Linked DNA regions of Homo sapiens: region 2 is linked to region 1. A link is a contact called in ENCODE Hi-C data. All regions are on one chromosome and are shown on one strand. Each heading gives the region's core, a stretch centred on a gene start or an enhancer-like site at or near the end of the contact. The rest is flanking DNA. Distances are from core to core; before and after follow the strand shown. Region 1 holds the start of GNAI1 (G protein subunit alpha i1). Region 2 holds the start of SEMA3C (semaphorin 3C).

The links. A loop is a pair of places that touch in the nucleus more often than their neighbours do. Pooled maps may share reads with other maps.
Region 2: a loop to region 1 is called in a pooled map, with 5 times the contacts of the local background. The contact joins the promoter of SEMA3C here to the promoter of GNAI1 in region 1. A Hi-C loop is called at or near these places in 6 of 50 pooled maps.

The regions. Positions count from the first base shown.
Region 1 is chr7:80,132,855-80,136,156 of GRCh38, reverse strand. It overlaps GNAI1 (G protein subunit alpha i1), which reads right to left and starts at 1,326. Exons shown (of 8, transcript NM_002069.6): 1 at 879-1,326. The coding sequence starts at 996.
Region 2 is chr7:80,917,510-80,920,445 of GRCh38, reverse strand. SEMA3C (semaphorin 3C) reads left to right here and starts at 1,395. Exons shown (of 18, transcript NM_006379.5): 1 at 1,395-1,618. RefSeq lists a silencer at 1,129-1,258 and an enhancer at 1,806-1,875.

The DNA of each region.
Region 1 (3,302 bases), core at 77-2,576:
CCCCGTCAAACATTTGGAAAAGACCTCCACGTAGCGTTTCACGAACAGAACAGTGCTAAGAACAAATAAAAGCCTTGCGTGTACCTGGCAAATCTCATTCATCAGAAACGGTGGCAGCGGAGACAGAACCCTGTTGTCTGGCGTGACCCTCTCGCTCTTTCACAGCAGTTTTCACCACTCGAGTATCTGCCTTGCCTACTACTAAAGCAAAGCTTCCCAACCCCACTTGGGTGGCTTCCATGCCCCCACAGCAAGAAAAATCAAGCATCCAGCGCAGCCTTTTCTCAGCGCAGGGGGAATGTAATCAGCGCTCCTTGACCACTTAAGGAGTCGCCATAGGAAGTTAACAGGAAAGACGCTTCAGCCCCATCTCAGAGGCCCCACAAAAGGTGCACTGATTTCACCAAACGTGGCACTCTGGGCATGAGAAAACCACAGTCGAAACACAACCTACACCGCACACGAAGAAGGGTTTTCCGGGAGGGGGTTGGTGGCGCGGGGGGGGGGGTGTTTTCATTTTCTAGCCGCGAATGCCCCTTCATCTTTACAAGGCTGAGCTAAACTTCAAAGCAAAGGGTTTCCACGCGACCCGCCGCCTCGGACTCGCGCCTGGGCTCTTTGCTGGGTCGCACGAAAGCATCCGAGTGAAGTGACGCGCCCGCCCCGCCGCGGGGAGTCCTCGCCCGCCGGGGCGGAGAGAGACCAGACACCGGGAGAGGGGGACCCGCCTTGCCTCCGCACCGCCGGACCCAGCTCCCGCTCAGAAGCCTCCTCGGGCGCTTCCTCCCCCTTCCCTCCGGGTTTCCAAACGCCGAGGGCCGCGCAGCGCCGCACCCGGTCCCCCGCCGACCCCCGGGCCCCGACCCGGCCGCCCTTACCGAGCAGCAGCAGCTTGACCTCGCGCGCCGCCTTCTCGCCGTCCTCACGGAGGTTGCGGTCGATCATCTTACTCCGCTCCACCGCCGCCTTGTCCTCGGCGCTCAGCGTGCAGCCCATGGTGCCGAAAGCGAGAGCCTGCCGCCGCTCCCTCCGCGCCCGAGTGCGGGCTCCAAGCACAGGGGAATCCTTTCTCTCTCCTAGCGGGCGTTCGAACGCCTCCCGACGGGGGCCACGCCGCCCCCACCACTTCCTAAGCGGAGTCGAGGGAGACGCTGTCCGCAAAGGGGCAGACAGCAACGGGCGGCTGTTCCTCACGACCAGGCTCTGCTTCCCGGCCCGGCTCAGCGCCCCCAAGTCCCGGGTTTGGGGTTTTGAATCTCTGGGTACAGTGGCCGCTGCACTCCCGCCGGTGGCCGCGCCGCAGCCTCGCCAAGCCCAGCCGAGCTCGGCCTCCGCGCGCCGCCGCGGCCCCGCCCCTGCCCGCCCCTCCCACCACCCCGCGACCACTCCCAGAGCGCGCGCCCGCGCACGTGCCCTCGGACAGCGCCCCCCGGCCCCGGACCCCGGCGCCGCGCCACCACTGAGGGCCTGGCGCCCCCTGGCAGCGTCCCCGGGGCGCGCCACTGCCCCGCGGGGCTGTGGCCTTCTGCCCTGGGCGGGAGTGGGGTAATTTCTTTCCGTTTACTCACACGGAGGGAGCTGTGCGTACCTGCCCCTTCGGGTGGGGGTGGGAGAGCTGCCAAAGTTGCCGAAAAAAGCCAGTTCTGGGCGTTTGAGCATGCCCAGCGCCGGCAGCCACGCAAGGTTTTTCAAAATGCAAATCCCTGTCGGCTGGTTTCAGGGCCGTGAGAAACAGGGAACTGGGGAAGGAATGGAGCCTGGTGAAACCAGAGATGGGCACAGTGGAGAACAGGAAAGTCGGGGGAGGGGACTAGAAAAGGGCACCAAGGTCACTTTCTTCCTACCTTTTGCTTCTCTTTCCTTCTTCCTATCCCTCCCTCTTTCCTTGCACTCTCACGTTTTTCACAAGAACGCATTTTGAAGGATTTCCTCGTAACCTAAAAAAAATGGAAGACAAATAATCAAAAGTATTTTTAAATGACAAGAGCAATAAAACACACCCACACAAGCCAATCTCCACATCGTAGCAGATCTCCTCTAGAGCAGCACATAAGCTTCCATGCCAAATTTGGAGCCAATATTTATGACCGTGTTTGTAACTCCTGTACCATTGGGCATGCCATTTTTACAGGCCTTAGCTTCTTTGCCCATAAAATGAGGAGTGGATCTATGGTGCTATCTCCCCATCCTTCCAGCTGTAACAATCGGCGGAGATAAGTTCCTGTGGCCCGCGGGAGGCATTGCTACTCAGCACCCAATGAATGAGCAGAGGCTTAAGATCTCATCTCTCCCTGTCAGTTGCACTACACCTTTCCCCTACAGATATCACAGGAAGCGTTAACTGATTAGAAAATGGGGCTGGTAGCAAGGAAAAACATGGTCCTTGATGTACTAAAAATTGGAACATGCTCCCTGGTTTTCATCTGGAAATCTTATTCTCTAAAAATCATTTGGGAAAACTGGGCTTGAGTTTTCCAAGGTGAGGCTGAACTGATGATACAAGCAGAATAGCTTTCGAGTAGGTCACTGAGACCACGCTTGTGAGCTAGCAGAGACTGAGTTGCCTCCTTATGGGACATGTCCTTTCCTGTTCTCCTATGGGAGTCACACCACCTGCTGGGCTGATGAGATGCAATTTCAAGATCTGCCTCAACTATAATCTTTTGTAATATAACAACAAAAAGGAACAATCTTTAAATGTACTTAGTCACCTTCTACACTGTAATTCTAGGCACTCTAAATGCTAATGTGTATCAGAACTCTGGAATTAAACTTAAGGAAATCAAATTTCAACACACTGTGTATTAGCCATTCTTAATTATCTTTTATGGTGAGTCTTTCCTATTAAGTTCGGACCAGAGTGTGGAACCAACAGTTTCAGCAAAAGAAGAAGCAGTGCTGGCTGAATATTGGTAGAAATGACTACAAAACTTGTGTTTCGGAGAAATGAAGTATGTGTAACAGAAGTTTGTCAAATAGGTAACATTACTTCCATCCTTTGAAGTTAGTCAAATAGGTGAGTTAAAATGTGATACATAAACGAATAAGAACAGCAAATTAGATTTATATGTAGCACAATTCCTAAGAGAATGCAGAGTAATGAACTGATCAGTATGGGGGGAAATTCTAAGATAAGAAAGTTTTGAAAAAACGTTTGAAGGAAATGATAACAGGATATTGGTGGGGAGTTTAAAGAAGTATGTATTAGTTCAGGCTGCCCTAAAAATACCATAGCCTGAGTGGCTGAAACAATAGGAATATATTTCTCACCGTTCTGGAAGCTGGTAAACCTAAGATTAAGG
Region 2 (2,936 bases), core at 146-2,645, 780 kb before region 1:
TTGCACCCCCAGAGGGGTTTTCTATGATACAGTTTATAAGAATTTAATGATTGTTTCATTATGTGAATTGTCAGGTATAAGGTGGAGATATTACACTCCACGTTCCTTCTGTAGAGTGACATCTGCTGGGCTGTGCCCCACAGTGATTTTAAGCAAGTGCCTGCTTGTTTTATGGGGATCAAAGCTCATTTCTCCCGATGTTTAAACATCTAGTTTATTGTGGTCCGGAGAAGTAATTTTCACTTAAACATCAAAGTCAGTTCCAGAGTTTAACGAGTGTACCTGAAAGTAATGCTGGAAAAATACCTCTGATGTATTTCTGTAGATGTGTGGTTATGGCAATCTGTTGGCATAACTCAGAACAGCCTCTCCACATAGAATTGTCAAATAATTTCTTCGTGTAATTATGTTTGGGAGTATGGTTGGGGACAACGTACTGGATATGAGTCAACGTGGAGGGGTCAACAGAATTACTGCTTTCAGGGCATTAAGGAAACTCAATAGGAAACAATACCCATTAAAAGGATACACTTGTGCAACAAGATTGTCGTTTATCTTGACCTGTTTTAGAAAACACGCAACAGAGGCCCGGCGCGGTGGCTCTCGGCACTTTGGGCGGCTGAGGCGGGCGGACCATTAGGTCAAGAGATCCAGACCATCCTGGCCCTGTCTCTACTAAAAATACAAAAATTAGCTGGGCGTGGTGGTGGGAGCCTGTAGTCCCAGCTATTCAGGAGGCTGAGGCAGGAGAATCGCTTGAACCCGGGAGGCGGAGGTTGCAGTGAGCCATGATCACACCACTGCACTGCACTCCAGCCTGGCGACAGAGTGAGATTCCCTCTCCAAAAACAAAACAAAAAACAAAAAACAAAAAACAAAAAAAAAACGCAGCAGAATAAGGACAAAACTCACGTCCTTTTAAAAACGCATCTCTTTGCCTTAAAAGGCTGCAGTGATCCTTCCCTGGCAAAAATAAAAAACCACAACTGCTTTGCACTTTGATATTTACGGCCAGGCAAAGCCTGTGTAAGTCTTCGAGAGCCGCCGGCAACAAAAACCGTGGAGCGCACCCAGCAAGTTGCTCACTCCGCCGCGGACTGCGAAAGGAGCAGGGTTGCGGAGCTAGGGCTCCAGCCTGCGGCCGCGCATTCTTGCGTCTGGCCAGCCGCGAGCTCTAAGGGTCGGCCCCGCCCGGTCCGCCCCCGCGGCTCCCTGCCAGGCTCTCGCGGGCGCGCTCGGGGTGGGGCCTCGCGGCTGGCGGAGATGCGGCCGGGGCTGCGCGGTGGTGATGCGAGCCTGCAGGGCGGCGCGCCGGGGCAGCCGGAGCCGCGCGCCGCGGCGCTGTAATCGGACACCAAGAGCGCTCGCCCCCGGCCTCCGGCCACTTTCCATTCACTCCGAGGTGCTTGATTGAGCGACGCGGAGAAGAGCTCCGGGTGCCGCGGCACTGCAGCGCTGAGATTCCTTTACAAAGAAACTCAGAGGACCGGGAAGAAAGAATTTCACCTTTGCGACGTGCTAGAAAATAAGGTCGTCTGGGAAAAGGACTGGAGACACAAGCGCATCCAACCCCGGTAGCAAACTGATGACTTTTCCGTGCTGATTTCTTTCAACCTCGGTAAGCTAAATTGGTCATTTTCCGCATTACAGATTTAGCAAAGTATAACTTTTTTGGCCTGTATATTGATTTTTCATACATTGGTATGCTCAAGCCTGGACATTTTCTTAAGAACACACGCGGTTTGTCAGGGAAGCTTTCCCCTTGCTGAGAGCCCTGCTCGAGTTGTTTCTTTAGGCGGTGACACCTGCGGAGAGTTTCAAGTTGAGTATTACAGTGCCTTCAAAGGCAAAATTGCTCCAGAGGAGATAAGAGAATTCTTTTCTTAATGTGTTGTTAGTTTGCGATCAGCAGAAGTGAAAACACCAAGAGGAACGTCTGTGTCTGAGTTAAAGGGAAGAAGTTGTAAGATACTGTTGGGGAGGCGGGGGTGTATTTAAGACACTTGGCTTTCAGTCTTTCACTCCTCATCACTAGGTGGGATGTAAATCAAATTGCCCTGTAGACTATCTTCGTTTCACCTGCCATTGTATCACCAGTATTCTTTGCAATTGGTTGTATATGTACTTTTGGGAGAAACATATAAGGTAAGATACCAATATGTAAAAAAAATGTGTAAATAATATCAACTTGCTCAGTAAACATAACAAAGGTTAGGCATATTAATAGTTTTTTTCTTTTGGCTTTAACTATGAAGTCAACAGAACCAAGGGGTAAATTACTGAGGGAAAGTCACCCATAAAATCAGTTTCTTTCTAAGTTAATTTAGGGATGACAGGGTGAAGAGGTTGTGGAAGCAGGAAGAAACTGTTTCTTTTGAAAATTACCAACACAAACATCTCTAGAGTTTCCTCCATCTGTGTGGTAAAAGAAGCGTACAATTTCATTTCTAACTCTCATAACATATGCACCACCTAGGAAATCTACTTACAATTTTTGTTTAAAATTGCATATTCCATTTAATTCTTTTTATTCTGTATTAATGAAGCTGTCTTTTTCAGTTGTTAGTGGTTCTTACAAAGAATTTAATAATTTTGACTATGAAATTTTAATTTGAAAAGCCAAATAATGAAGATCAGCATTGTTGTAACCTGTAAAAATAAATTTCTTTACTGGACTCTTGGGTCACTTTATTGTGTAATTATGGTAGAAGCAAAATGATTGTGTTTCTTTAATGGTCCTGAGTTTATTTTACATGATGTAGCCACTAGAGCTCCTGTAGGTTTATGGTAACACATTATCTGGTCTTCCTTGGGATTCAGATATTAGTTAATAGCATGTACCAATTTTATATCTATAGTTTGAAGCAGTGACACCTGTCTCTTTGATTTATCTTTGGGAATTTTGACAGCCCACATTCTGGTTGATTTATTTAAAA